Linked DNA regions of Mus musculus: region 1 is linked to region 2. The links are chromatin loops, found by intact Hi-C in ENCODE. Cell type or tissue: heart. All regions are shown on one strand. Each heading gives the region's core, and the rest is flanking DNA. Links, peaks and the distances in the headings are about the cores only. Region 1 holds the start of Gm35807 (a long non-coding RNA gene). Region 2 holds the start of Inpp5e (inositol polyphosphate-5-phosphatase E).

Region 1 (15,386 bases), core at 4,260-12,259, 110 kb after region 2:
AAAAAAGTAATTAAGATATGCTTGCAGGTGACCGGGCATAGTGGCGAATGCCTTTAATCCCAACACTCGGGAGGCAGAGGCAGAGGCAGAGGCAGAGGCAGAGGCAGAGGCAGAGGCAGAGGCAGAGGCAGAGGCAGAGGCAGAGGCAGAGGCAGAGGCAGAGGCAGAGGCAGAGGCAGAGGCAGAGGCAGAGGCAGAGGCAGAGGCAGAGGCAGAGGCAGAGGCAGAGGCAGAGGCAGAGGCAGAGGCAGAGGCAGGCAGATTTCTGAGTTTGAGGCCAGCCTGGTCTACAGAGTGAGTTCCAGGACAGCCAAGGCTACACAGAGAAACCCTGTCTCGAAAAAAAAAAAAAAAGAAAGAAACAAGAAAAAAAGATATCCTTGCAGGACCATGTTGCAGTGAGTTTAGCTAACCTGCTCTGTGCTCCTGACATGTCTCAGGCATGTACTCACCCAGGAGCTATCTGGTTTCTCAAATGAAAGACAGACAGACAGACACACACATACACACCAGTAAAATTTAAATGCCTTGACTAGCTCAAAGCCTGGGCAGTTCTAATCCTTCCTGCTGCTAGCAAACACTCCCCTCTGGTACTTCTGAGTTAACATCTTTTCAAATCTATATTTCATCTCTGCAACCCCAGGCATAATTGGGGAAGTGTCCCATGTGGCCACTTTCCCTGATTCTCACATGTTGGTGGGCCTTTAGGTCTGGTCTTTCTTCTTCCCAGTCATGGCGATCTCTCCTGCTTCTCCTCAGTTCCTAGTCTGTGCAATCTTAAGTTCCCACCTCAGTCTTCCTCAGTCTTCCTGCCCAGCCATTGGCCGTTGGCTCTTAATTGATCGATCAAAAACCAGTTGGGGACAAGGACCTTCAACGTTTGAACACACAGATTCCCAATTTGGGGAGCTGGATTAATTAAAAGCATTAGAATCAACCCCCAACAGGACCAAGGTACCGAAGCTTAAGAGTGGGATTCTGTAACTGAGGAGAGCTGCCTGTTCTTACCACAGGTGAAGATGCCGCAGGGCCTAGAGCCAATTAGAATGTGGATCCAAGTGGAGATCGATGAGGCTGAGGGCCCCTGACCTGCTCATTAATCTTTTAAATTATTTATTTGTTTGTTTGTTTGTTTATTATGTATACAGCATTTTGCCTGCATGTATGCCTGCATGCCAGAACAAGGCATGGGATCCCATTACAGATGGTTGTGAGCCACCATGTGGTTGCTGGGAATTGAACTCAGGACCTCTGGAAGAGCAGTGTTCTTAACCTCTGAGCCGTCACTCCAGTCCCCCTACTTATCAATCTTTACTTCCTTTCTGGGAGGCCAGATTGGATCCCAAGTATTGACCTTGACCCTCTGGAAGCATTTTTAAAATAAAAGCAAATTGTTGGTTTTTTAAAAAATTAAACTCATTCTTTCATTCGTTTACACATTCATTTATATGTTACATGTGCATGCATGGTGCATGTAAGCCTGAGTGTGTGTGTGTGTGTTCCACAGCATGCGTGTGCAGGTCAGAAGACAACTCTTGGGAATAGTTTCTCCCCTTCTGCTATGTGGAGGATTCGGGAATTGAACTCAGGCCATCAGACTTGGCAGCAAGCCCCTTCTCCCATGGCACCACCTGCCAGCACAGATTTTTTGACACAGGGTCTCTGTAGCACAAGGTAGTCTTGAATTTATGTCCCATAAGTTGTCCAGTTTGCCTTTAAAATTATACACTTCCAAAGACCAAAGAGAATGGGACAGAAGACAAAATGACCCCCTCCTGTAAGTAGGAAAGCTCAAATAGCTCACAGGCTGAGCTATCTCCCAGCCCCCTGGCATCTACCTCTTCTTATTAGGGCCCTGGCCTGGCAGACTGGGATCTTACTCTTAGGACCTCATCTAATTAAAAAAAAGATTTATTAATTTTTATTTTATGTGCTTTTGTGGTTTGCCTTCCCGTATGTCCGAAGGTTCCAGATCCCCTGAACTTGGAGTTATAGACAAGGTATGAGCTGTCATGTCGGGGCTGGGAACTGAACCCAGGTTCTCTGGAAGAGTAGTAGCCAGTGCTCTTGTGAGCCATGCTCACAAGCATGTGTAATGGGATCCCATGCCCTGTTCTGACATGCAGGAATACATGCAGGCAAAATAAACCTTTAAGAAAAGATTAATAAGCAGGCAAGGGGCCCTCAGCCTCACTGAGTCACTTCTTCACCCCATCCCTATCTATTTCTTTAATGGCTTTTTGTTTTGTTTTGTTTTGGTTTTTTGGTTTTTCGAGACAGGGTTTCTTTATATAGCCCTGGCTGTCCTGGAACTCACTTTGTAGACCAGGCTGGCCTCGAACTCAGAAATCCACCTGCCTCTGCCTCCCAAGTGCTGGGATTAAAGGCATGTGCCACCACACTTTAATGGCTTTCTTGCAACATCAATTTGGGGGATACATTCAGACCATTGCAGTATATGGGTGCTCATTGCTTATGTGGGCCTTGAGTCTGGATGATGATGATTGATGATGATGATGATTCTCTGTCTGGGGCTAGAAATGAACCCATCCCTGCTACATGCATCTGTCCACGTGCCACTTCATATAAAGTCTGACCTGCTATGAGTCTTTTCCTGTGCCAGGTTATGCTCAAAGCTTTAAGTCACCCTGCTAATCATCAGAGCATGCCATTAGTGTGGACTGTGCTGCCTCTGTAGCCTGAGGTCATCAGATTCCAATCTCCTCTGTCACCATGGCAGGTGGCTTTTGCTGGAAAGGGGACACCCAGCAAGACTTCTGACCATTGGTTCTGGAATTGTTAAGGACAGGACCTCAGAATCACAGCTGGGCAAGTGTCAGACATGGATCTGTCACCTGATGCCAGCACCCTCTTTGCTCAACTGGTCCAGCAGCATTGCTCACTGTGGAAGCCAATGGTTATGACGTAGAAGAATGCCTATAGGGGTAGGGCAGGAGAACAAAACTTAGTTCTGGACGGGACCATGTGTACCATAGCTTCACGCAGTGGCATGTTTTGAATTCAGTGTGCTAGATGGATCGAGCACATATCATAGCTTGGAAGATGCCTTGGAGCCATGTCAACCTGAGCACCACAATGGCCTCAGCCTGGAGGATCTGATGTGACTGCTGGACAGCATCACTGTCACTCTCCAGCCTGCCCTGCTCTAGCGGGGCAGCATTGGTGATTAGAGGTGAAGGGAGCCTGGAGGATCTGATGTGACTGTTGGACAGCATCACTGTCACTCTCCAGCATTGGTGATTAGAGGTGAGGGGAGATAATGTCCCGTATCCTCAGATCCTCAAGGATGAAGACAGTCTTCACCATCCCAGCCCAACAACACAGGTTGGCTGTTTCAATATTTTGGCTGGGTAGGTGTCTTAGTTAAGGTCTCTAATACTGTAAAGGGAAACATTTACTTGGGGCTGCCTTACAGTTTCAGAGGTTTAGTCCATTATAGTGAGAAGCATGGCAGCAGACAGACATGGTGCTGGAGGATTTGTAAGCTCTACATTCAGACCAGCAGGCAACAGGAAGAGAATACCACAGTGGGTGTGGCTTGATCATCTGAGGCCTCAACGCCTCACTGGGTGACAAACTTTCTCCAATAAGACCACACCTACTCCAACAAGGCCACACCTCCTAATAGTACCACTCCCTATGGGTTTAAGAGGGCCATTTTTATTTAAACCACCACAGTGGGATTTGCCTCTGTAGGCTCCCTCTAAGCCCTCACCACAGTCATGCCATGATTCCTACCTCAAAGAGCAACCATGAGTACTTACACTATGAGTAAGCCAACTGCCAAGGATGCCCAGGGAGGGATTAGCCATCTTCATGACTTCATGGTTAGATCTTTTGGTCCCTGCCCTTAGGTATGACATTTACAACATGGCTTTTGGCAGAAAAGTATTTCCTCTGTTATGTTAGGGTCCTCTCATCTTCACCATTGAATGTACACACTTGTTAGAAATGCTAAGGTCCTGATGATTGCCATCCATGTGACCTCTATAAATTTTACACAGGCTTCCCCCAACCCTTTTTTTGAGACAGGGTCTTACATTGTGGGCTAGAACCTACTATGCAGATCAGACATGGCCTTGAGATTGCAGCAATCTTCTTGCTTTGTCTCCCAAGGGCTGGGATTACAAGTGTGTACCACAAAGTCCAGCTTTCCTGGACTTTGGATCTATATATGCTTTAGACTTCTCAAAAACATCCTAGGTGCTGGAAGACCACATAAGATGCCTTCACTTCTCAGAATTCTATACCTAGCCAAACTAACTTCTCTAATGCTCTAATGGAGAATGGGACAAAGACCTCAGAAGAGTTTCTGTTCTCATGAAGGAAGCCACTAGCAGAATATGTTCCACTAATCCTAAAGAGGCCAACTAGAAAGAAGAGAAGGGGAAAAGGGAGTAGCAGGCGCTTTCTGGGAAGTATGGGGACTTCCAGGACAAGTAGGATAATAAGATCTGGAGGTGCTATGTCTGGGGTAGAGGACTACAATTCAGTGTGGAACAAATCAGAAGATTCTGTAGTATTGGAAGCCCTGTGAGCCCAACACCCTGAGGACTTTGGAATTTGTCCCTTCTGGCTTAGAGCAGGTGAGTGTAGGGATGGGAGAGCAAAAGCAGACTTGGGGAAGACAGTTAAGGACAACCATTATGGAAATGGGTAACTGGGTGGGTGCTGGACATGGCTGTTTCCTTGACGCTCAATGACAATCATCATGTAAAACAGTAATGCTGTGACCCATAGGAGACTTTGATCCGGTCATAGAAATGAACTAAACAGTATAGTTAGTTAGTAGGTCTATGGTGATCAGGACAGAGGAGGGCCACAAGGCCTTCACCTCAGACTCAGGCTACCACTCCCTCCCTCTGAGGCCGCACGTGGTCTTGTAGGTTAGGATAACTCAAGATGGGCCTCCTTGGAGGTACACCTGCTCACAAGTTACTCCCACTTCTAAAATTAAGCTCAGTAAATTCATTTGTTTCCAAACTGGACTTTCTGGGATCTTTCTTTGATCTGTTGAAGCCTTAAAGTCATATAAGCACATGAACTGCCCTGGAATCAAAGCATCATCAGAGAAGATGCCTAGAGCCTCTTGACTCTTTCTGCTTAGGAGAAGAAGGTATTGACTGTTGTGTAGAGAGTCAGGTTCATGCCTGCTCCAGCCTGGCTTCTTATTCCCCACAGGGACAGCCATGTTCCCAGAGCTGCCAATCAGAGACAAAACAGCAGAGACAGGTGGCTAGGCCAAGAAGAAACTGCCAGGAACCAGAGTGGGAGAGTCTGGCTAGAGTCTCCAGAGCCATACGATGGGGAGTTCTTTTAAAACTTGGGAGACCAACTAATTTGGTCATATTACCTGTCAATGAAAAGAAATAACTTTTGTGGGGCTGGACACATGGCTCAGTTGGTTAGAAGCACTGTTGCTCTAGCAGAGGTTCTGAGTTCTATTCCCGATACTCACATAATGACTCACAACCATTCATTCATAACTCCAGTTTTAAGGGATCCAACAGGCAGACATGTGGTTTACATACATGTATGGATGTAAAAATTTCATACGCATAAACAAAAAATAAATCTTAAAAAACCCCTCTTGTTTTTCTTTTGAACTTGAAGCCCTCTGACTTTGGCAAAGATCTGTATGGTCTCACTCCTTACCTGTCCAATGCCTGTGACATGGAAACACCCATTGGACAACTCCAGCATTGTACTCAAGTATTCAGCAACCCAGTTGCAAAGCTGGCATGTTGTACAACAGTTTCCTCCTAGATTGAAACATTCCATCCTGTAGGAATCACCTTAAACATGAAGGCAAACAACTCAAAATAGCTTCAGGAAGTCCCTGAAACTAACCAGATTCACTAGGCCCTCTTCCTGCTAGAGAAAGCAACAAAAGCTAAGAAGCCCTCTTAGAGGACCCAAGCTGTAAAGACTTGAGGCCCGTGCAGCTGCTTGGAAGAGGTGTAAACTGAGTCACTTTCCAACCTGTTGAGCTGCCTGCAGACTCTAAGGCTTCCCAGCTTTGTGAGCAGTCACGAGTGGTGCGGTGGGCCTTGGTGATACAGCTGTCTTTGAGTCATTTCTGCTCCTATAAATAACCCCTCATGTAAATAACAACGAATAAAACCCGTTGTTCCCTAAGCTGGACTTTGGTGATGGCCGTACTTTGGTCTGACATGGGACATATGTGTTTCATCTTTCCACTCTAGAGAACATTTTGTCACTTGCATGGTATAAAGGCCATCACTTTCGGGAAGTGAGGCCGGAGCCAAGGCCGCACTGCAGATGAGCCTCAGTGACACAGGGTGAGGATGTTGCTGCTGGTGGGGTATGACCCAGGGTCTCTCTCAGGAATTTCGGTACCTCACAGATTGACCTTTGTCTTAGTTGGGGTTTCTATTGCTGTGATGAAACACCATGACCAAAAGCAACTTGGGGAGAGAAGGGTTTATTTGGCTCGAATATCCTGAATCACAGTCCTTTAAAGGAAGCCAAGGCAGGAACTCAAACTGGGTGGGAACCTGGAGGCAGGAGCTGGTGCAGAGGCTGTGGAAAGTCTGCTTGCTGGGCTGGTGCAGAGGCCATGGAAGTTCTGTTTGCTGGCTTGCTGCTTGCTGACTTGCTGCTCCCATGATTTGCTCACTTTGATTTCTTTTAGACCCAGGACTTTCTTTTCCCAGGGGTTACCCTGGGCCCGTGTGTCAAATTGCTGTAAAAAACCTCCAGCTCAGCCTCTGTGCTTAGCCTTGGGTCAGATGCATCCAAGTCTTGGCCCCCACTGAGAATATAGATGATGACTGGGCTGACCCTTTGCAGGTCCCCAGAACTCCAGACTACAGAAGCCACCCTCCCAGGATTGCCTGCCTAGGGCAGGAGCCACCTTGAGTGTGGTCTTGCGGCAGACGGAGGGGCTATGCCTAGGACAGCATTGAGTTCTCTACCCAAGGGCCCAGGGACGAGTCCCTACCTGCCTCACTGCCGTGGTTCTACTAAGGGACAAGGAGTGCCCTGTGCATCCCAGGAGCAAGGCTATCTTCCAATCTTTGCCCCAAACCATATTTTCTTGAATACCTAAGGGAATTTCTTTCTTTTTTTCTTAGTTCCTTTCCTTTCCTTTCCTTTCCTTTCCTTTCCTTTCCTTTCCTTTTCTTTCCTTTTCTTTCCTCTCTCTCTCTCTCTCTCTCTCTCTCTCTCTCTCTCTCTCTCTCTCTCTCTCTCTCTCTCTCTCTCTTTTTCTTTCTTTTTGAGACAGGATTTCTCTGTGTAGCCCTGGCTGTCCTGGAACTGCCTCGAACCCAGAGATCCACCTGCCTCTCTCTCCCAAGTGCTGGGATTATGGCCACCACCACCCTGCTCCCAGCTGAGGAATTTCCTGATTAAAAAAAAAATTTTTTTTTTCTGAAGTGCTTTTTGGGTGGGAGGGGTGCTCTGTGTCCTTTGGTGGCATCTGCAATTGGAGAACTCCACAAACAGTTTGGGGAGAGGGCACCACCTGCTGGCGTCACTGGAAGTTGCAGGTGGAGAGAACCTTCACCAGGCTGCTGTCTGGTGTCCAAGGAACAGGGAAAGGAAATCAGACTAACAGCGTAGTCTTGCACATTAGCACCCCAGTGGAAAGGTCAAGTGTCACAGCATGTGCGACTTAAAGTGGCAGGGTTTGGGCAGGGCCTGAGCCCAGCATCCTGCTATTCCAACAGCCTCCTGTCACTGTCCCAAGGACACCCACTCCAGCTACAATAGCGGCTCTGCAGGCTTTGAATTTGGTATTACCAGAGGGACCTTGTGCCATATCTAACTGTTTACCCACATAAAAAGTTCCCTGGCTTCTCTCCAGGGCTTGGCTCTTCTGCCTGAGTCCGTGTTTCAGAAGCTGCCTGTTGGCATTCTGGGATCCTGCAGGCTTTCAAGTGGCCGGGCTGCTGCTGCGGAGTCAAGAGCTAGGAGTATGCCTGCAGCAGGCAGCATGAAGCAACCATGAGCTGAGTCAGCGCCAGGACCTGGGGAGAGCTCTGGACCAGGGGAGCAGAGAGGGTGGAGGTGCCTCAGTGGTGTGCACAAACCCTTCCTTGCTTAGTTCAACCTCTCAGTCTTTCCTCACCTTCAGGGGCCAGGTTTACCCTGCTGTACTCTGCCTATAAGCCCACATGGGGCAGCTGCCTATAAGCCCACATGGGGCAGCTGCACAGATAAGGCCCCTGGCACTCAGCCTCCCAGGTGCTAAGCAGGGATTGGGGGGAGGAGCCAGGTTTCTCTGGCAACCCTTGCACAAGTCTGCCTCCCTCACTGACTCCAGCCCTGGGTTCTCAGATACCCACCCACACTCCTGCTCCCAGGCGCTTGCCCTTCCCAGCTGCCCTTCCAGTGAGTGAGTACCTGGGAGAGGGTGGCACCAGATCCTTGCCCAGTCTCCTGCAATTCTTTAGGGGAAGGGGCAAGATTCAGCAGCATGGTAAGGGAGAGGGTGGCACTGGAGAGGTGGACAGGAGAAGAGTTAGGCTTCTTAGCTTTGTTGGAGTTGGAGCCATCTTGTCCTCCGTCCTGCAGGTTGCCCATCACTGGCCTCAGGGCCCACTGTTAGGAGTCCCCTGCACTAGATTTTGGTGTCCGTTGGAGGGCTGTAGGCACTGCCACTTGGCTAATAGTCCCGCTGGAATGCCTCTTGCCCCTGGAGGGGGTGTCTGTGTTAAGGGCTAAGACAGCTGTGGAACCCCAGAGCTGGTGCTTATCAGATCCCCGTTCTGAACCCTTCAGAGAGGGGTGCCCACGGGCTCCTTTCGGATGGATGTTCCCTGGCCAGGAGCTGGCATATTGCAAGCCCCTAGGAGCAGAGCTCTGAGGGCTTCAGGTTCCAGGAGGTTGTACGGAGGTGGATCTCTGCTCTTCCTTTTATGGCTATGGTGACAGAGGTTCTCTCATGGCTTTCGGCAAGGAGCCAGAGCTTAGTGGTATGCTGGCAAGGGTCTGAATGCCCCAGGTGGTGGCCTATTAAGAACCGTTGTCCACAGAAACCGGACTACCAGAGCCTATTCAGCAGGGATTGCTGTTGTTGGCTATGGAAGGTGGCGCTGAGGGACAATAGAAAGGGCTGGCAGGCCCTGTTGAGGCTTGCACTAGTAATGGGGGTTTCTTCTTGTTGCCTTCACTCTGACAGCATGGGTCCCTGGTCCTGCTGGGGACCTTAGTGGGGCAAGGACAGTGTCTCCCAAGGTTTATTGGGTTGTTGTGTCACAGTTTTTGGTTCTTAGCAGAGGGAGGAGCTTTGCAGGAACTGAACTGTAGGAGTGGGCTGGAGGGGCACTCCTTGCATCTGTGCCTGCATTTCCTGCCACCTCCTCTGAGGAGAAGACAGGCATTTGTCCGATCCACATCTCTGTTTCATCTCCATCCTTTCAGCATATGCATCTGCCTCCCTGCATGGTACCATCCTTCCCAAATCGCTTCTATTGTGTTGGGCATGCTTGCATCTGCCACCTCTGTGAGGCCATTGTTTCCTGGGGCTCAGATCAGCCTGAGGCATCAGTTAGCTTCCCTGGAGAGCAGACAGTTGGAATCGGCTGTGGGGATAGAAAGATGGGCAACCAAATCAAAACCTGTAGCCACAGAGCTGGCTGGACCTGCGTAGCAGGTGTGTGTGTGTGTGTGTGTGTGTGTGTGTGTGTGTGTGTGTTTCTGTGTGCTATGTGTATGGTGTGTATATTGTGTGTCATGGAAGAGATTGGTGCTTTGTATCAGGGTGTACCTGCCATCTGCTGGTTATTCCCAGCTCTGACCTGCTTTGGTCCGGGGAGACCAGGATGCTTTTGTTAGAAGCCAGAGACTCTGCTCCTTTTCCTGGCTGTCAGTATTATGGTGTGTTCAGGGCAGGGCTGTGGCAGCTGGGGATGCTGATCAGGCTGCAGTCTGGGCGGTCTTGTTGGCGGTTGGGTGCCATGCCAACGTGAGGACGCCAGACCTGAGTCACTGTTGCTGTGGAATACACTGCGATACCATGCTACTGTGATGGGTGTGGTGCCCTGCTCCCCTCACGCTTTGCTGACTGCCCTAGCCTGCTCTGGGATTTGCTTTTCCAGGGAGGAGGGGGTGAGAAATAAACAATGGGGCTAATTAGAATCATTGCAGGCTTCAGAAGGAAGCCCCTCCCCACGCTGCCACTGCCCACCCAGACTGCAGCCTAAATATAGCATATGCCGTTGGCTGAAGCCTGCATGGGGCTGAGGGGAGGTGCCTATTGGCTATGCTGCGGGGTAACTGTCACTCATAGCTGTACCTAGGTGGTCCATAGAAGAACTGGACAGTGGTCTGGGTTCTGGCATGCATAGACAGACAGACAGACAGACAGACAGACAGACAGGCAAAAATTCTAAGCCCAGCTAGGTGAGCACCTTGTAATCTATGCAATGCTGACCTCCCAGGAGCCCTGCTAAGACTCTGCCCACTCTACTAAGGAGCAGACTAAGGCCCAGGACTCTAAATGAACTTGCCTGAGGCCACTGACCAGAGACCTCTTTCTGCTGGACAGACGGCATGTGACTATTCTGCTGGATTTTCCTCCTATCCTTTTCCTGATAACAAGCTGTCCCTTAGGTGAAATTCTGCACGGTCCCAAGGACCCTCAGGTGGCTGCTGCTGCTGCTGCTGCTGGCTGCAGGGGTATGGTGAATTGTAGAGAGGATTTGGTATTCTGGATATGACCCTGCCAGGACCTTAGACATGTGACTTGGTTCCTCTGGTCAGTGGGCATTATAGAGCTGTCAAGGTCAGAGCCATCAGTGGCTAAGATAGTCCCCAGCCTTTCAGGGGTCTCTGTGAATGCTATGAAAGGGACGTGGCCAGAGCTAGCTGCTAGCAAGGCTGTGCACGTCCCTGAGGAGTCCTGCCCTTTGAGGATGGCAGAGGGAAGCTGGCAGGTACAGCCAGTGTGGTATCAGTGTGGGACCCCTGGTCACACAGTAGGATGGTAGAGGGGAGGTACCCTCCCGAGAGAGGTGAAGGAGGAGGCAGGGTGAGTGGGGGCCTGTGTGGCCTCTAGAGCTAAGCTGCTGCTTTATACCTGTGGAGACAGAGAGGATGGTAGGTTGGTAAGTGTCAGGAGCCCAGGAGCAGGGTGCTGAGGGGCTCAGACCTCCAGAGCCTTGTAGTGAGCTTCCAGGTTGGCTGAGATGCTGCTGGCAGTTAAGTGCAGGCCTGGCCTGAATGGGGCATGTGTGCTCTTTTTCCTGGGCTATGGTCTGCCCAGAGGCCATGAAGCCTTGCTCCTAACTACCCTGTGGCAGACACACAGTACAGAGTTCTGTCATGCCAGCTGCTGTGGCAGTCCTAGGGCAGGGTGGGCAGTCTGCAGGTTTTATCCTGCCGTGGTCTGGGTATCAGCAGAGGTTTATGAGGTGCAGCTGAGGCCTCTGGTGAGCCTGGACTGTGAGAAGGATGTAGCAGCCATCTTCACTGAGCCATTGTATGCCAACGCTGAAAGAGACTAGGAAGGGCAGAGTGCCAAGCCTGTGGGGTAGCATGGGACACACAGAAGGATAGGAACTCCCAGCCTGAAGGATGGTGGCAGCAGACAGGGTGTGTGGGAGCCAGTCTGCAGGCTGCTGCTGCTGCTTTGCATCCTGGGTATTATTTTTCTGCTCACAGGGCTTTTGTTGTAATAACTCAGTTCAGAGCGACAGCCACGTACTGGCTCTGGCTAATCTGTTTTGTTTATGGTGTGGCTTTTTTTTTTCCAGACAAGTCATGCCTCAGTTGGTGGAGACAGCTCGGCCCCAGCTCGGCCCCTAAGCAGCTTCCTGTGGGTGGGAAGCAGGGTTGCTAGCCAGTGAGGAAATTCTGTCTCCCCTTCTCAGAAGCACCCTGTTCCTTGCCACTAGGAGAACATTAACAGGACTTCATCAGCTCCTTTGTGCCAAAGGTAACTGTTATTCAAGGTTGTTTGTTGTGTGACAAAATGTTTCCTAGGGAGATGCAACATTCTCCTTCTACTCACTCCAGATAGACAGACCATGTCAGACTCATGCCAGACAAAAGTAGGGATTCCACCAAGTCCAACTTGGTGAAGCAGTGAGTTTTATTGAAGTTAGTTACAGGAAAATGGATGAAGGGTTACTTACAGGAGCAGAAATGACTCAGACAGCTGCACGACCAAGGTCCACCCCGGCATGGGTGACAGTTCACAGTGCTGGGAATCTGTACAGTCTGCAGGCAGCTCAACAGGTCGGAGAGTATCCTCTGGTCTAAAACTCTTCTAGGCTGCTCGACTGGTTTCTGCTTCTCCCAGAAAGTTGGTCTGGTTTCAGTAGGCAAGAGTGACTCTCCGCAGTCTTTATTACCACTGAGTAAATCTGGTCAGTTTCAGGGACTTCCTGAAGCTATTGTGAGTTGTTCACCTCCTTGTTTTAGGAGCTTCCCTTTAGTTTGGAATGTTTTAATCTTGAAGGAAACCATTTCACAATAAAGGTCCAAACCCTGAGAGTTTGGATAGCCCTGGCACCGCAGGGGTGACCCCTATCTTGCAGGCAGCAGGTGGGAGACAGGCTAGCAAAGGCCACCAAGGATGTTCCCAGGAGGATCTATGGAACAGAGAATTCTGAAGCAGAGCTCTCTTAAGACCCTAGAGTTGGGTGATCCAGCTTCCTCATGTCTTGACTTGGGCTAGAATGCAGCAGTCTGGTATAAGCCTAGCTGACTGTCTTGTCCTAGGAGGTACATGCCATCCCTTGGAGCACGGGGATCTAGGCCTTTGTGTTTTCTAGACAACAAACTATACTTGATGCTGTCCTAAAGTTCACTTACAGAGACCACTGGTGCCATTAGGGAACATATGAGTGGGATCTGCTCCAGGGCCATGGGAGTAGATGAGGCCCAGCAGGGCTGATCTAGGCTAGGGCAGTCAACTATTGCCAATAGGAACACACGCATAAGTTCACCTGGGCCCCTAGGTGGCAGAGCTCACCTCCCACATCCTCCTGCCTCAGCAAAGTCAGATCCCCGTCATGGGCATGCTGCCCATTTCCCTAAGGTTAGCTCTGCAGACCTGCCCCAGGGACAGTCAATTGGAAGGCCTCCTCTCCCTCAGTCTTGGGGAAAGTGGTAGATAGAAAAGTTGGCACCAGATGTGCCCAGGATACTGGAACTTGACTCTGGACCCTACCTATTCGGTACTAGAATGTTCTGGCTATGAGGGAGAGCCTAGGAGTTGGTGGCATGAAAGTAGTCTCCTCTCACACTCAGGAGGTCTGTCCTTGGGTTATTGTCTCCAGGGATTCATGTCCCTTCCCTAGATCAGACCCTTTAGAAACAGTCTCAAGAATGAAGGCTAGCTAGCTCAGTGGTAAGAGCTAACATATATAACATATACAAGCCCTGCAAACCATCTCTAGTGCCATTAAGGAAAAGAAAAATCAAGTCTTGGGTTTTCATCATGCTGCCTAGTCTTCTGTTCTTTGGAAATGCTTCGGAAGAAAAGCTTCAAGCTAAGCAGGGTTCTGTTCACACCTTCGCTTCCCAGCCAACAGGGGAGAGGCAAGACAGCAGAGGGTTTATGGGGTGTTCACAGTCCTCAGGGTGGGGTGTGGTCTCTCCTGTCCAAGGTTAGCCTTAGACTGGGATTAGAGCTGGGATTTGAGTCTTTTGTCCTTGGAACTGTGCTGACCACAGGGCTTACTGACCAGAATCCCAATCTTCCCATCATATCGACTTCCAGAAGTCTCTGTTGGGTGTGTGCTCCCTAGAGTGTCAGGGGCAGCTGTCTGCTAGCTAGAGCCATGAGTAGGAGTTGAAGCCACAGGCTAACACTCAGTGACACGGGGTTATTATGCTGTCATGGGCCACCTGGAATTCTCTCCCACCCCATGACAAACAGCTCACCAGGAAATCCCACAGCCATTGTCTACCCAAGGCTAGTTAACTCATTGTCCCTACCCTCCTTCAATGACTGTCCTGAGCATCAGGGGACCCACACTGGACAATACCCAGAACAAAGCAGTGTCCAGTCCCTGATGGGTGCTGTGTGGTAGGCCTACAGACTACCATGTGATTATCCTGTTAGACCCAGGGTCCCAGGTGGTGTGGCTTGCCATCTGTACTCTCCTATCTCAGATGCAATGACAACTCCGCTCATGGGTGTGATGCCCACCTCCTTAAGGGCAACCCTGCAGAACTGTTCCAGGGGCAACCAGCAAGAAGGCCTCTTCTCCCCCAAGGCCATGGGGAGAATGGCTGGTCAGAAGGACAGCACCAAGCCCAGGTAGTGTTTGTGTGGACAGGACAAGAGCACCAGCAATGCTAGTAGTCTTGTGGTTACCTTTCCTCAGGGGCAGCTTGTTCATGGGAGGTAGGAGGATACAGAGGTGGAGTGTGTGGGTCCCTGGCCAAAACTTGCTTGTACCTTTGATTTTGACATGGCTACTCTAGCCTCAGTTTTCTCGTGCATAAATTAAACTGATCATGGTACCTACCTTAAAAGGTTGTGGTTAGTGTCTGAGGGAGAATGTCAGGAGATGTCCATGTGGTGGAGGAATTTTCTGGTTCCTCTTGTCTTAGGCTGTGAGGTAGAAACAGGGAGAAAGGGGTGTTGGGGATTATAGGACACCATTCATATGAGATACTGAGCTCTGACAGGCTGTGTTGTCCCTCTCTCCAAGGGATGAAGTGTTCCATCCACATGCAGCCAAGGACAGCCTTCTGGCCACAACACTGAGGTGGCCTGTTCTCTCCCAGCAGTTGAGTCCACCTCAAACAGTTCCCTATGTGGCCTGGTCTGGCAATATCAAGGATCCAAGCCCCTACATGAAGGGCTGCAGCCTGCCCATGTGGTCTCCATGCTTGGACACTAAGGACGTGGACAGCTCGGTGTCATCCGGCAGAATGTCTGGCTCCTCAGGGGGGCATGAATCATGCACACTTTCTCATGGGCCCTGGAAGGAAAGGCCACCCCTGATACTGGGACCCCAGCGCCAGCCCAGGAAGAGTGACCCTCGTCTGGAGCAGTTGAGGGACAAGATCCGAGCCCAGGCACAGTGGCAGGCTAGCTGTGCCTCCCTGGGCACCTCTGCCCCCTCTAGTGCCTCGTGCCTCTACAAAACCTCGACGATGCTATGGCGGAAGACCCCCAAGGTGACAAATGCGCTTCCAGTGCCTGCTTTCCCAGGTCAGTGGCCGATATGCCCAGCTGGTGTGGCCATAGTTAAGGGAAAAGTGGAGGGCAAGTCGTAAGGTTATGTGCATAAGGTCCCCAAAGGGCTTGAGGATCGGGAGAACAGTGTAGCTTGGGGTGGGGCTTCTGAGCTGAATTTAGGGTGAAGATGCTTTATCACTTTATCGTGGTGTCAAATGATACCGTGAGATGAGAGGGATGGAGCCTTGGAAGACAG
Region 2 (15,386 bases), core at 4,664-12,663:
CACAGCCATCTGTAGTGGGATCTGATGCTCTCTCCTGGTGTGTCTGAAGACAGTGCCAGTGTACTCACATATATGAAGTAAATATGGCCAGAGAGAGTGGGGCTGGGATATACTTAGGGTTGTGGGATGTCATTCAATAGTAAAGTGCTTTCCTAGCATGTGGGAGGTCCCAGGTCTCATCCCCATCCCTGTGACAGTGTACAGATGATTGCATATCCAACCCCTTGGACTTGTGTGGTCAGAGCGTCTCTCATGAGCTCATCCTCCCGGTCCAGGCTAACCTCTGTCCCCATGACGGCTGCCTCCTCAGCCCTTGTCCTGCACTCACTCCATCTCTGGGTGCAGGGACTGCTGTGCAATGCTTGCCTTTTTGTGCTGGCTTCCTCTCTCTGGGAAGTGTCCTCATGCTTGCCTGGTGATTTTATTTAGACTGAGTCCTGGTTCTCTCGTTGGCTGCCTGGAAAAAAAAGGACAGAAGCTTATCTACCAGATGACAAGAACAAATCAGTGAGTATTGTCCAGATGTGGCAGTCGTAGTGGGGTGGATGGGTAGGTAATGATGGCCTGTCACTGCTTGATAATGCAATGTATTAGGATTCAGAACAGACCTGAAAGAGTTAACATTCTCTGAAGTTGTGAAGTGTCTAAATCACATTCTAATTCTTTTTAGTTTCATTGTACTGAATTTTTTTTTCTTTTAAAAATCTTGGCAGATTGTTTGGGATGAAAAGAAAAACCAGTGGGTGAATTTGAATGAACCAGAGGAGGAGGTAAGCAGTGTCCTTAGGTCCCTGTTTGAGGGGAAGGCTGCCTGCTTTATTTCTTGTCACCTGGGCAAGGCCTCCCTTTGGAGAGTCCTCACTGGTCTCCAATCGTGTTAAAGGCATTGCTGAGCTGTCTCTCCCTCTGCAGAAGAAGGCTCCACCCCCACCTCCAACATCGTTCCCCAGGGTTCCCCAGGTGGCTCCCACTGGGCCTGCAGGACCACCCACGGCCTCCGTGAATGTGTTTTCTAGAAAAGCAGGTAATAGCTACAGCAGAAATCAGAGGTGTCTGTGTAGAACACTGTCCTTTGGCATCCAGAGCTCAGTCAGCTGTCATGATGCTCACGTTGTCTGTGCATTTTCCACCCTTGAGAGAAAAGCCCAGTTACCCAGTACATGATGAGATCTGAATAGATGGCCCATAGATCTGAGTTTTCTGTTAGTATATATGCAGCCCGTGTGACTGGGTAGAATGGAAACCAAGCCCAATAGTCAATTCTGCTGTGCACCCTCATTAGTTCTTCTGATTCAGTGGGAACCAAATTTGTTGGATGTTGGAGGTCGAATAGCGCTCAACTGAATTTGACTCTCCCTCTCATTGATAGGTGGGTCCAGAGCTCGCTATGTGGATGTTCTAAACCCAAGTGGAACACAGCGGAGTGAACCAGCTCTTGCTCCTGCAGATTTCTTTGCTCCTCTCGCCCCACTGCCAATTCCTTCTAACTTATTTGTACCAAACCCAGGTAGGCAGCCCATGTATTCACCCGGCTTCTTGATCAGTTTCCATCTATGAGCCTGTGGCCCTAGTCTTCCTTAGAAGAATAACTGGGCCAAGGTGCAAAGGACCAAAGGCTTGTATATACTTCTTTGGCAATTGGACTTTCCTCCCTGGTTGAACCCTTACATTTGGACTGTTTGGACAGATTGTCCCAGACATTGGGCTGGGGTGATGACTTCATGCTCCCTCATTCACAGATGCAGAAGAGCCACAACCTGCAGATGGGACTGGCTGTAGGGGACAGGCACCAGCTGGGACTCAGTCTAAGGCAGAGTCCACCCTGGAACCCAAGGTATATACAGTGCTGTAGAAAGAAGGTGAGGGGCTCCCTGTATCCTTTAGGATTCCTTTGCCCCCTGCAAATCAGTGTCAGGTGTGTCAGGTGATGACTCTGGTCACATTGTCTATATTTGTTTGGTAGAGACATTAGAAGGTTAATGCAAGGCCTGAGGAAGGCACTCAAGGTTCAATTTGGAAAGAAGAAAAACTCTAAAGGTGGATGGGGTTGATGGCTGTTTTAACAGTATCGTCCAGCCGGGCATGGTGGCACATGCCTTTAATCCCAGCACTTGGGAGGCGGAGGCAGGTGGATTTCTGGGTTCGAGGCCAGCTTGGTCTACAGAGTGAGTTCCAGGACAGCCTGGGCTATACAGAGAAACCCTGTCTCGAAAAAAAATGAAAACAAAAAATAAAAAAACCAGTATAGTCCATTAATGTTTCTTGCTTTGAAGTGGTATGGGTGGTAATTCTATGTTAAACATATTTTACCAAAGTTTTTAAAATCAGAAAAAAAGTTAGAAAACAAAGAATTAGGTAGCAGTACAAAAAGTAAAGAAGGGTAAAAAAAGCAGCTGAATCCCCACGTTCCTAGGAAAGCCTGCTCTTGTCTGGACCCATGGCCCTCACGGCCTCCAGAGAGTCGGAGGGCAGTAATGTGTGGTGCACACAGGCTTGTGGGCTGTGCATCAAGAGCCACTCCAGGCAGGACAGTGGGGGCCTGGGGAGAACACCTTCATATCAGAACTACCAGGCATATCAGAGTAGTGTTTAGGCTGTGCTACGGGAGCAGGCAGTTTTCTTCTCTCTAGGTGTAAAAGCTTAGACTCTTTGGATTGGAGCGTTACCACACTTCACATTTCATATTTCCTTATAGGTGGGAAGTTCTACAGTATCAGCCCCTGGACCTGAGCTCTTACCCTCCAAACCAGATGGCTCCCAAGGAGGAGAGGTAGGGAACCCTGCCAGTATGAGTGCTGGGTGTGTGTGTGTTGTGTGTTACCTGTGCATTTGTGTATTATGTGTGTGCAGGAGAGGAGGTGAGGGCATGCATGTGCATGGGTGTGTGCATGTTGCATGTCTGTGTGGGTGTGGGTGTGGTGGGGTACTATGGCCTGGAATGGTGATTCAGCCAGCTCAGTGCACTTCCCTGTGGTGACTTTTTAGAAGTGTGCAAGTGAGTAGGAGAAGGAAGTGCAAGATGGCAGCACAGTGTGTTTGATTAACAGTAACACTTTAACTTGTATGATCACTTTTTCTCAGGTGCTCTGAGTCAGGTGTGGGGCTGACATCATCACTTTCTAGCCAGGTCTCCCTCACAGTATCCTTAGAATTTCAGAACTTTGAGGTGTCACAAAGTATGAGCTAAGAGCTAGACAGATTTTTTTCCTTTTCCAGCGTAATGATGGTTGTCTTAACCAAAACTGGGGGGGGGGGGGCATTTGATGCTACCTCTGGCTGTCTTCATTTGAGTGATATTGATTCTAATGGCATCATAAAGCTTTTAAAACCAGCTGACAGCTTGGAGCAATGGAGCATGCTGATCTTCATGTCTGTATCTTGTGTGTTCTTGCTGTTCCATAGCTCTCGCGTTGTAGCTCTCTGAGCTCGCTCTCACAGGAAGTGAGCCGGCATTTCCATCAGGTACCTGTGGCTGGTGGCTCCCTCCACGGGGCTGGCTATGTAGCTCCCATATGTCCCTTAGAGAGTCTGTCATCCTCTTTACTTTGTCACTAACCCCTTGTCTTAACCAAGCATCATGTGGGCAAAGATGCAGTTTTCCTTTATTAGATGGCCTGGGTCTAGATACGCTGGTGGTGGACTTGCCTCACAGGGTTCAGAGTGCTCAGGGAGCTTCCTAACTCTGCTCCTTGTGAAGTGGCCTGACCCCTTCCCTACCATGATCTCCTGAGTTAAGACACTACTTGGAAAGAAAGATTTCTTCTTGCTGATGAGGCTTGAGGAAGTCTGTTTGTAGCCAGTAGAAATGTGGACATGATAAGCCATCGTGTGGCCAAACTAGAGGAGACAAGGAACGCTTTTCATCCTCTGTTTTGGAGCCAGGCCATGTCAGTAGCTTTCAGTGGAAAGTCTGAGGGGACATTTGACTGTCCATGGCTGTAGAGCAGGCACACTGTCCAGGCCGCCTAACTGTTTGACCAGCACTAATGAAATGTCAGTGTCCTGCACTCACTGTCTGCATGTTGTTCAAATGATTTTCTGCATGGTGCTTTGACTTTGGCTGTCCCATGACCCATCCAGTAATGAAAACAAGTGTTACCAGAACTGTCTCTCTGGAGCCTATTTGGAGCGTTAATGGTTCTTTCTGAGTTATGGCTTGTGTCTGCTGCTGGGACAGCAACTGCTGTGTTACACTGACTTGCTGAGGTCCATCTCTGTGCTTCACAGGCTCCTGGAGACCATTGTCCTACAGGGGCCCCTCATGGTGGGTCTGTGCCCTTTTACAACCCTGCTCAGTTGGTGCAGGTGAGTGACCCTTGCCTTTGTTCCCCACAGCCCCAACTTTTCTGCTCAGTGAGTCTCCTTTGTTCCCTGGCTGGCTGTACTTTTGGGGGGGTTTGTTTTGTTACTTGTTTTTTTTAAAGACAGGGTTTCTCTGTGTAGCCCTGGCTGTCCTAGAACTCACTCTGTAGGTCTCTTACTTGACTTAGTCTGCATCCTATGCTTGCCTGCTGCTCCTCTCACTACTCTGGGCTCTTCAGGGTCAGGGATTGTTCTTTTTGTTACTTGCCATGGCTGAGGGTTGGCTCTCACTATTGCCAACCTCCCATTCCTGCACAGGATGCATGGTTTTCCCAGGTTAGCCATAGATCACAGGCTCTAAGCCCAGTCCTCTCCCTCCTGCCTCCCCCTCTTCTCCTTAAGAGCAGCTCTTCCAAGGAGACCCCTGGTTTGGGATTTTTCATTGCTTCAATTCCTCTGTCTGAGTGACACATTGTTTAATTGCTTGACTCTTGAAGATCCTTTGGGTCTGCCCTAGGTGCTGGGTTGAGAGTTTGCTGGGTGCAGTTTTTAGATCAAAAATGGTAGTACCATTTTCTGGTGCTCACTGTAAGAGAGTCCGGGTCTTCATTCTCTGTCTCTGAAGGCTGGAATAGCATCTTCCTTGAGGATCTGTACACCCCTTCCCTCAGTCATGGCTCTTGTGTTCTTCGCCTAGGAGAGTCTGGAATGTGCTATATAGTTTCTCTCCTCCACCATCTTTTGAAGAAGTATAGTCTGGCTTCTGTGGAGGGGACGAGCTCTAGGCAAGCATCTTTATTTTGGGGGACAAGGGACTTAAACCAGGTACTTAAACATGCTGCACAAGTACTCTAAAAAATGAGATGCAGTCCTGGGGAAAGCAGCATGTGTGGGGTTTTTGTTGTTGTGTTTGGTTTTGTTTTTAATCAAAGGGCAAGCAAGCAAAGTTTATTTAAATTTTTATTTTATGTGTATGGGTATTTTGCTGCATATATGGCTGTCTACTATTTGCATACCTAGTGTCTACAGAGACCAGAAGAAGACATCAAGTCCCCTGAAACTGGAGTTACAGATGGTTATGAGTCATTATGTGGGTGCTGGGAATTGAACCCAGGTGATCTGGAGGAGGAGTCATTTTTTTTGTTTTGTTTTTCATATATGTCATACAAAGTCTATTGAGAAGTAAATAAATCTTTGCAACCAGGAAGAGCTCAAAATGAGTTACCTGGGCAGGTATCTTGACATTCTGAATGTGATGTTCTCAGCCCACTCTAACAGGGACCCTGCCCGCAGCTGTGCTAGACCCAGCCTTGGCCACTCTCTGTTTAGTCCTCTTGAGGGGCCTGGGCCCTGTGCTAAGCCCTGTGCAGATGAGGCTGCTGATATCAACATTTTTGTCCATATTTTCAACTCCAAGATCTCATTTTTCTTTTGAGCTTGTGGTTGAATAGTTCTGACAGATTTCTTGGATTAGATCCCAGTAAGGTCTAGTGAGGGAGGAAGAATATATGCAGTGTTCTCTCGTGGCATGCAGCGTCCTTGTGCTTTCAGGAGTAGAAAATTATAGGCCACTGGCCACCCTTGCACTCAGTGAACCCTTAGCTGCCCCCCCCTCCCCCCCCCCCCCCCCCGCTCTGTAGTGCTAACTCAGCTCTTTTGACCTTGACAGAATTGGCAGAACAAAAACAAATCATGTCTGCAGTGCTGTGGGCTAGGAAATGCTGAGCAGCAGGAACTTGGCACATACAGAAGGTCTTGCTTACACTTGAAGCTAACACAGAGTCTGCCCATTTGTTATTGATCTGTGGGGTTATCCTGTAGCTCCATCGCTGGACAGCCTCTGGGCATGGACACATGTAGGTCATTGCTGTTCCTTTTGTTCTAGGCTTCTGTCACCTCGGGAAATTCAAGGCCAGGGAGGATTGGCCAAAGAAAATATGCGGCATTGAACTAGGATTGCTGCTGGATTCTTATTTGGAACCCTGAGATGATTAGATAACTGTTCTTCACCAAGAACCAACTAGCTGCCTCAGGTCTCGTGGATCCCAGATGGACATGGCAGTAACTCAGAGCCGGTCATACTGTGTGTCTCCTTCCTTGCAGCCTATGTATATGAATGATTGAAAAATTGATTTCAAGGTTCCTTTCAAATGCTGGATAGAATGAATCTAATTCAAAGTCTTTTATGTAAAAGAACAATGTTTCTTTTTTAGTCACTTTAGACAAATTAAGGTTTGAGCCACTTGAGAATATCCCCGCAGAGAGGCTAGGCAGGGATTCACTACAGGAGAGCACAGTTACTTGGACACCAAGGCCTTTCTCACCTGAGAAATGGTGCAAACCAACCAGGGATCCTTAGGCTACTGAGAAGGCTGTCTGCTTACCTGGAGAGGACTGACTGCTGGGATGTCTGGCCTAAGAGGAGCCTCAAACTGCACTGGGCAACTGTGCCTTGTCCTGTGAACTGGGGAGTACATGCCAGCTCCTCAAAGGGTCACCAGATGGCAGCGGCTCCCAGGCTGGGGAGGAAGTGGTTACAAGGGCATGTCTCTCCAACATTTCCAGCCTCACTCCATTTTCTGTGGCCTCATTAGTGCTGGGTGCGTTTTTTTTTTGCTCCGAGCTTTCCGTCATGGCTCAGTCACTGGGGAGAGCCCCAGGGAGCTGATATTCTGAAGCTGCTGATCTGATTAACCAGGTCAAAAACTGGCTGTGTGCTGCAACGTACTGCCCTCCTAGCCAGGAGTCTGTATGGAGCCCTCTAGCTGACTCAATGTCACCTGCAGACAGCACTTAAAGCCTTGGTGGTATCTTGGAGTGGCTTACGGTGTCCTAGCGCACACTCTGGAACCTTGCATCTCTACCCCAAAGCCCACCAGGGACCTTCAGCAGCGACTCACTGGCTCACCCATATCACTTCAAGGAGCTGCCACCACATAAGAGTCAAAGCTTTAAGGCTTCACTGACTGTTCCTAAAACTATCCTTACACTCTAAAGAGGAAGGGAAAGAGAGTTAAATATTTAAAAATCAGCAGGTAGAAAACATAAATGGTTTGTTTGGTATTAAATTTAGAAATTGTAGAACATGGAATTAGTACAGCCCTTCCCGGTTTTCTGGTTCCTTGCATCATCTAGGAAAGACTCACAGAATGGCTTCCAGGACGTTCCATAGATGAGTGTACTTGGACCCTCCTGTTCCTGTCATTAAGAAAGGCCTGTCCCTGTGGGTCAGTAGCAACTTGTGTCCTTGCTGGGACCAGGCAGGACCCTTGCCTCTGGTTCAACCCTGCCCAGGCTCTGTGTTGACTGCCAACCACTTTGGATTCAAGAAGCTTCCTCCCTGGGAGCTGCTATTTTTCCAAAATTCACATTGTTAAATAAAATATTTTGGGCTCTCAAGTAACTTAATTTATGGCTTCCTTTGTGTTTTGAGGGGCAGACCAGCGAGATCTTTAGTGTTGGTAGAGCCTTGGGCAGCTATTGGGTGTGACTGCCTGTGCCTGGTCCTGCCGCGGCTTGGCAGGGCGGGAGCTCGTGTCGGGCGTGGCTTCCAGGCACCGGGCTGTGGTCCTCCGGCCGCGAGAGGGCGCTGTGGCGGCGATAGGGTCTTGGGCCGGGCAGTTCTCCGGAAGACTACAGAACGGAACCTGAGCCAGGGTGACCACTAGACTGAGCTGGGGCGAACCCTGGGCGGGGGCGGGGGCCGAGGCACGGGGCCGCAGTCGTTGTTCCAGCTGCCACCGTGACTGGCCTAGGTCCGCCTCCGCCAGCGCTGGGCCCGGCTGAATCAGACCTCGGGCGTCCGGCGGCGGGTCTGCTGCCGAACGGAGGGCGCAGGTGAGCCTAGGACGCTGAGCGCGCTGCCCTACTCTGCCTCGGCGGGGTGGAGGGCTGGCCGGGGGTGCTGGACAGACTTGTGCAGCTCCGTGAAGTGCAGCCCCGACCCCCTGGCGCCTGTTCTCACGAAGTCGCTTTTAAGACTAGCGAGCTGACTTCGGGGAGCCAAGAGATTTTTCTGCGTTTCCTCAGGCATCGGTGAGAACTCTCAAGTCTCCAGCCATGCAGCTACAGGCCCTCCTCCAAAAGGACCGCCCCATGCCACAAAGGGAGCCACTCGAGTTTTCATGGCATCGAGCTGGCGAACTCTGACGTGCATCCTTGACAACAAGAGTTGCTTGTTAACCTCCCAGGGAGGATCCCTTTCCTTAGGAGGGCCAGGCTGAGGGGGTCAGGGCTGGCCAGGTCTGGACTATGCCATCCAAGTCAGCTTGCCTGCGTCACACTGAGGCACCTGGGCAGCTAGAAGGCAGAATGCTCCAGGGACAGCCTCCGAACACGGAAAAGAAGCTCATCCCAACACCAGGCTTCTTACCAGCCTCTGACTCTCAGGGTTCAGAGACAAACCCCATGCCTCCTTTCAGCATTCCAGCAAAAACAAGCAACCAGAACCCACAAACTAAGGCAAATCTCATCACCCCACAGCCACCCATTAGACCCAAGTTGGAGCGAACCCTGTCCCTCGATGACAAGGGCTGGAGAAGGAGGCGTTTCCGGGGTAGTCAGGAGGATCTGACTGTCCAGAATGGGGCCAGTCCCTGCAGGGGCTCCTTGCAAGACTCAGTAGCCCAGTCCCCTGCCTACAGCCGTCCCCTGCCCTGCCTCAGCACATCCTTGCAGGAGATACCTAAGTCCCGAAGGGCCACAGGCAGTGAGGGAGGGAGCCCATCCTTGTGGAGTGACTGTCTTTCTGGAATGATCAGCACCTCCTTGGACCTCCTGCACAGAGATGCTGCCTCAGGTGGGCCCCCCTCCAGGTTGGCAAGTTTGCATGCCTCACACACACCACCAGCTATGGACCTCAGCATAGCCTCCAGCTCCCTGAGAACAGCAAACAAGGTTGACCCCGAGCACACGGACTACAAGCTCCGCATGCAGACCAGACTGGTCAGGGCCCACAGCAACCTGGGCCCTAGCAGACCCCGGAGCCCCTTGGCTGGTGACGATCACTCCATTCACTCAGCCAGATCTTTCAGCCTTCTGGCCCCCATCCGCACCAAGGACATCAGAAGCAGGTAGGGCTTTCAGGGGGGAGGGGGAGGGAGCTCTGGGGCTGTCATCAGAGGCCCTCATCTCATCAGGCCAAGAGCAAACTGAGCCAGGCATGGTGGCTCTTGCTAGTAATCCCAGATCTTAAAAGACTTGAGGTTGGATCATCACAAGTTCAAGGCCAGTCTGGGCTATCGTGAGCCACCATCTACATAAATAGATATAAAAGAACTAGCTACCCAGGGGCTATGTGAATGGATCCGAATAGAGAATGCCTAAGACTTGGAAATGGAAAATAAGACAGATCACCCATCCTCTCTCAGAAATCATGCCTTTCTCCTTCTGTCTATGTCCTTCCAGAACCTTTTCTTTGGGGCTCAGTGTCATCCACAGACACTTTGAACGTGTAGAAGTTGCTTGTCTACCTCATTCTTTACGGAGGCAAATGAGAGCACACCCTCACACTCTCACTGTACACGTAGTTTGTATCTCCATGTGTCCTGCCGGGCAGCTATCTCAGTGAGTGTCTGAGTTGGTCCCTTGGTTTCTTAGCGTGGAGGATCACAGGTTTCTTCAGCTGTACTTGTTTTTTGTTGTTTGTTTGTTGGTTGGTTGGTTTTTCGAGACAGGGTTTCTCTGTGTAGCTTTGGCTGTCCTGGAACTCTGTAGACCAGTTCGAGGTAGGCCTGTACTTGTTTTTAACCACTGCTCATGAGGAGCACTCAGGGATGTCTGGTGATTATTGATACCTGAGGGAGGGCTGGGTGCTGTCCCATCATGCTGGGGCCATAGGTCAGCATTTTACCAGGACATTTAGACACCAGTTAACCCACTGGACCAAGACGCCAGGGGCCACTTGCAGGGCCAAGGAATGGGCTTGACTAGCTTACTCTATGCCCTTGGGAGAGCTTCCACACTGTGTCCGAGATGGGCAATTGCTGATGTCCACTGAGACCTCTTCCCTGCCATGAACATCCTGAGACTATACCGAACCTCCCTGACTCCAGTAATTAACTTGTACGGACTTACACGGAAAAGAGCCTGGGAGCCGCCCACCACAAGGTGAACCCTTTCTTGTTTGGCTTCCCTATGCTGGCTCCCCTTTCTTGGGGCCACATCCACTATGGGGGACACAGAACCCAAGCATGGCCTATCCAGATCTGGAGCCTCCTTTCCCAAGCTGGTCCCCTTCTGTGGTCTTGCTCTTGGCCTGTAAGGTATATCCTGCCTCAGGCCTCCTACATCCATGTTGCTGGACATTTGGTGGGTGGGACAGTGAGAGTGGGGAGGGCTCTCGTGGTATTTCCAGGAGCCACCTAAACAGGTGACTATGGGCTAGAAGGTTTCATGCGAGAGACCTAGAGTGATGTGAGAGTGCTTTGCTCTAGGCAAAGGACCTCTGAGAGGGAGGTAGTCTCTTGAAGTACAGTTTCTGCCTGTATCTCCAGGTAGTCATTTCTAAGTTTCCCAGTCAGTGACTCCAGCCCTGCTAACTGCAGGACCCTCTTCTGGAGATGTTGGGGTGTTCATATCTGCACAGACCGCTTCCAAAGAGAGCCACATACTGAGAGGCCTCTGGTGGACACATCTTTAGTGGGGCCACCATTCAGTTCCTTTTAGTTGCTGAAGGTAGGCCTCACTCCTAGCACCCTACCTGTGTGCAGCCCTCTTCACTAAGCCTGGCTCTTCCACAGCATGCTCTGGTGTCATTAGGTCAGTGGGCGCCTCCAGCTGTGCCTCACACCTCACAACTGCAGCTTGTTCTAGGTCAGTAGGTGGCATGATGCAGCTTTCAGCTCTCTCAGCCTTAGCCTTAGCCACTCATTTGGGAGAGTGCCTGGTACTAGTGTGGCAAGAAGGACAGTGGTATTGACGGCACTTTACTGTGGGACACAGATTTGATTTGTATGAGTCATAAAATCGTGTTATTGGTTTCTTTTTCCACAATTAGAAAAGCATGAAAACTCTTGCTTATCTGGTGGGCATTGATGCTCTGCCTGCATGTGTGTCTGAGAGTATTGGATCCTCTGGGGCTAGAGTTATGGACGGGTATGAAATGCCATGTGTGGATGCTGGGAACTGAACCCAGGACCTCCGGAAGAGCAGCCAGTGCTTTTAACTGCTAAGCCAGTATCTCTCCAACTCTGTGAAAACTACTTAGTGGCTGGATCAGGCCTGGGTCCCTACTATTGTTTCAGAAGAGGCCCTAGATTCTTTTCCAGGGCATCTTGTTCCCAGAGGCCACCAGGTTGCAGTAGCTGACCTACTACTTAAGAAAAAACAATTGCATTTATTTATGTGTGTATGCATGCACATGCTCATGGGAATGCATAGTGAGCATGTATATTATAAATCAGGACAGTATATGGGAGTTGGTCCTTTCATACCATGTGGGATGGCTACATCATCTTACCAGCCAAACCCTCCATTTTTATTCTTTCTTGTGATGAGGTCTCACTATGTAGCCTTGGCTAGCCTGTAACTTGCCGTGTAGACTAGGCTGGCCTGGAACTCACAGATATCTGCTTCCTGGGATTAAAGGCTTCCATGCTCCTTTTACTCAGAAGATCTGGAGTGTCCTCCCCTAAATGGATTGGGAAGCTGTGCTCCCTAAGGCTGGGCACAGGAATGAGCTTTTACCCCGCTGCTGTCCAGTCATGTTCTGTAGCCATCTGGACAAATTGGGTGACTCCCTAGTTTGGAGGAAGCAGGGACAGCATACAAGGAAGGGTGTGGGGCTTTGGGCTGGTGTCTGAAGGACTAGTCTGTCTCCCCTGTGCTCAATGGCTCCTTCCTAAATAACTCAGGATTTTGCTCTACCAGGTTAGTGTGTGGACCCAACTAGCTTATTAGTGACTTTCACTCATTGGCTTGGAAGCGAGGTCAAGAAGGTCCCCCCCCTAAGGCAGCCCAGGCTACCTCTTGAGGGCTTATAGAGCTGCACCCTTAGGACATTCTGCCCCATGAAGTTCAGGAACATGTGTTCTGGCTCCAACTGGCTGTTGTTCTTAGAGACTTGAGGAACATTGGTTTGTTCATGCATTCTTAACAGATTTGGCCAAAAACAGTAAGGAAGGATAGGGTAAGCATGTGGCACATACCTTCACCCAGCTACCAAGAGAGAACAGAAGATCTTCAGTTGAAGGTTGAAGATCAGCCTAGACACAGCAAGGCCTTGTCTCAGGAGGAGAGGAGAGGGAGAGGGGAGAGGGAGAGGGGGGAGGGGGAGGGGGAGGGGGAGGGGGAGGAGAGGAGAGGAGAGGAGAGGAGAGGAGAGGAGAGGAGAGGAGAGGAGAGGAGAGGAGAGGAGAGGAGAGGAGAGGAGGGAAGAAAAAAAAAAAGACAGGATATAGCTCAGTGTAGAGGGCTTGGCTTAGCATGTATGAAGCCCTGGGTTCTACCAAAATATCTAGCATCACCAAAAATAGGAGTGAGGGGTGGGTGGGTGGGTCAGCAGTTGAGAGCCCTGGCTGTTTACAGAGCACCTGACTTTGGTTCCTAGCAACCACATGGTGGCTCACGATCATAACTCCAGTTCTAGGGGGTCAGGCAAAACACTTACATTAATAAAATAAGTCGGCTTTTTGTTTGTTTGTTTTTAAAAAAGATTTATTTTATTATTATATCTAAGTACACTGTAGCTATCTTCAGATGCACCAGAAAAGGACATCAGATCTCATTACGGGTGGTTGTGAGACACCATGTGGTTGCTGGGATTTGAACTCAGGACCTTCAGAAGAGCAGTCTGTGCTCTTAACCACTGAGCCATCTCTCCAGCCCTGGTTTTTGTTTTTAATTAGGCCAGAGACGTGAAAAGCATTCAGGGTTCCTTTCAGCTGGTGTTAGAGTGATGCTGTGTGTCTTTGTCCCTTCCTGAGCCTTGGTAAACGGGAGGTGGAGGTGGAGTGGGGAATGATGGCTGATGGGAGGGAGGAGGGTCCTGCACTGGATTGTCCCCATATTCCAGCTCTCCTCTGTCACCACCGGGCAGCTCCATTGTGTCTCGTCAGGTAGAACTGGTGGCTGGGTGGGCATGAGGACTAGGGGGAAATTACCTTGGAAGAAACAGGAGAGGTTGCCGGGGATTCTGGAAGATAGGTGGCTCCCATGGCGCTGCGGGTGGGGATGAGAAGGATGCCCTGCTGAATCAGCTGTGAGCTCGGGACGGGGCAGGTGGTGCTGTTGCAGGCAGGGACAGAAATGCTGGGAGGAAGGTGACAAATAGTGAGCTTAGGCTTCCCTCGGTCAGTTACAGCTGCCTTAACCCTGAGGCGGAGCCAGGGCATGTGGGTGGTGAACAAGGCAGTGGACCAAGCAGAGCGCTGCCCTGTGAGAAAGTGCAGAGGACAGTACAGTGACAAGGATCCAGAACAGGGAGCCTGAAGTCTTCCACCGAAATGGCATTTGGAGGAGTGGCTTCAGAGAAGCATTTAGAGGAAGCCAGTGGGACAATGGCCTGAGTGTACATGCAACAAGCTCACAGGGACCTTAAATTTCTTTCTTTAGATTCATTTTATGCATATGTGAGTGTTTCGTGGGATCTAGCGTCCTCTTCTGGACTCCACACGTACCAGGCACACACGTGATGCTCATACATTCAGGCAAAACTCTCATACACATAAAATAAAAACAGAATCTCCTGGAACTGGAGTTAGGGATATTTTGAGGCACCATGTGAGACACTAGGAATCAAACTTGGGTCCTGGAAGAGCAGCTAGTGATTTCAACTACTAAACCATCTCTCTAGCTCCAGGACTTCCATTTCTTAAAGGCCTGGAGAATAATGAAAACAAATCTAGTATTTCTCAGCATATGGAAAAGTATGTGAGATTTGGAATTCTTGATTTATTTGTTGATATTTCATGTACACTGCTGTTTTACCTTCATTGGTGTCTGTGTTAGGGTATCAAACCACTCAGAATTATAGACAATTATGAGCTGCCATGTGGGTGCTGGGAGTTGAGCCCAGGTCCTCTGGAAAAGTAGCCTGTGCTTTTAATTGCTGAGCCATCTTTCCAGCCCTGAGGTTCAGATTCCGTTGTCCCAGAATGCATAGCTCTCTGGGCAACCAACCATACCCATCATTTCTCCCTGGAACTTTGGTGTTTCTATACTGTGGTGATGGAGCTGAGTGATAGGGTAGAGATGTATCACCCACAGGGATGTATATGTTCAGTATCTCTGTACAGGCCGGTTGGGCAGCCCCTATAGCACATGGTGCACACATGTGTCCTGGGTAGGTCAGATTCATCACACTTAGGACTGGGTTTCAGCTTGACCAATGTGGCCTCATTCCATTGAGATCTGGAGACAGACTGAATTCAGAGGGAGATGAGGGCCATCTGTGTTGCCATCTGTGTTGGTATTGTACTCTGGCTAAGGAAATCTCAACTCTAGGGGCAATACTGATGGCTGGTATGGACAGGATTGTCCTCAGGCCCAAATGGCTTATAGAACTGATACCTTTGGAGAGTGTGGTCCCAAAGGTACCTTTCCTGAGTGAAGGAACTCCTGGGTCACTCTGGCATCACTGAAGCTGGCTGCTCACTTGCCTCTTTTTTTTTTGTAGGAGCTATCTGGAGGGAAGTCTTCTGGCCAGTGGGGCCCTGCTAGGAGCAGAAGAGCTGGCCAGGTACTTCCCAGACCGAAACATGGCTCTCTTCGTGGCTACCTGGAACATGCAGGGCCAGAAGGTGAGAGGGGTCACAGTGAGGTAAGGCAGAGGCAGCTGGACTCCATGTCCTGACTGATCACAGCATAATGGCTCTGTGAGTCTCCGTGAGGGATCGGGGTTGGGCATGCACTGGGAGGATGGGCATACCCCCCAGGCAGCCTGCGCAGATTGAAGCGCCTGGTAAGAAGGGGCGCCTGCTGGGAAGTAGCAACTGAGCAGTTGTGCCTTAAGAGGGAGACTTAAGTATCTGTCATGTCAAGGTCCCTGGAAGACCAAACCTACAGCTGTGTACACTTCTCTTTGAAAAGAAGCTATTTCTGGGACCATTTCCAGGTGATGGTGCAGGGCCTTGCTCTTGAACCTC

Evidence for each region. Hi-C counts contacts between places; a loop is a spot of excess contacts. Peaks named below come from ENCODE experiments on the same cell type or tissue, not always from the same donor. Only the 100,000 strongest peaks of a DNase experiment are listed, where the experiment ranks them.
Region 1: a loop joins it to region 2, with 2.4 times the contacts of the local background. A loop is called at or near these places in 1 of 42 quality-filtered maps.

The regions. Positions count from the first base shown.
Region 1 is chr2:26,293,115-26,308,500 of GRCm38, reverse strand. Gm35807 (a long non-coding RNA gene) reads right to left here and starts at 13,794. Exons shown (of 3, transcript XR_374168.4): 1 at 12,126-13,794; 2 at 8,392-9,572; 3 at 6,457-6,727. Ccdc187 (coiled-coil domain containing 187) reads left to right here and starts at 13,944. Exons shown (of 10, transcript NM_177841.3): 1 at 13,944-14,260; 2 at 14,658-15,163. The coding sequence starts at 14,118. In heart, for the core only: no CTCF peak of the experiment used is centred there; DNase peaks (open chromatin) are centred at 7,530, 8,080 and 10,038; H3K4me3 peaks cover 869 bases; H3K27ac peaks cover 4,995 bases.
Region 2 is chr2:26,401,755-26,417,140 of GRCm38, reverse strand. Inpp5e (inositol polyphosphate-5-phosphatase E) reads left to right here and starts at 7,922. Exons shown (of 10, transcript NM_033134.3): 1 at 7,922-9,374; 2 at 14,918-15,041. The coding sequence starts at 8,554. Sec16a (SEC16 homolog A, endoplasmic reticulum export factor) reads left to right here. Exons shown (of 30, transcript NM_153125.2): 23 at 430-507; 24 at 714-770; 25 at 913-1,024; 26 at 1,370-1,507; 27 at 1,740-1,834; 28 at 2,696-2,770; 29 at 4,228-4,305; 30 at 6,188-7,710. The coding sequence ends at 6,256. In heart, for the core only: a CTCF peak has its summit at 7,882 (motif pointing right); a DNase peak (open chromatin) is centred at 7,840; H3K4me3 peaks cover 2,163 bases; H3K27ac peaks cover 1,426 bases.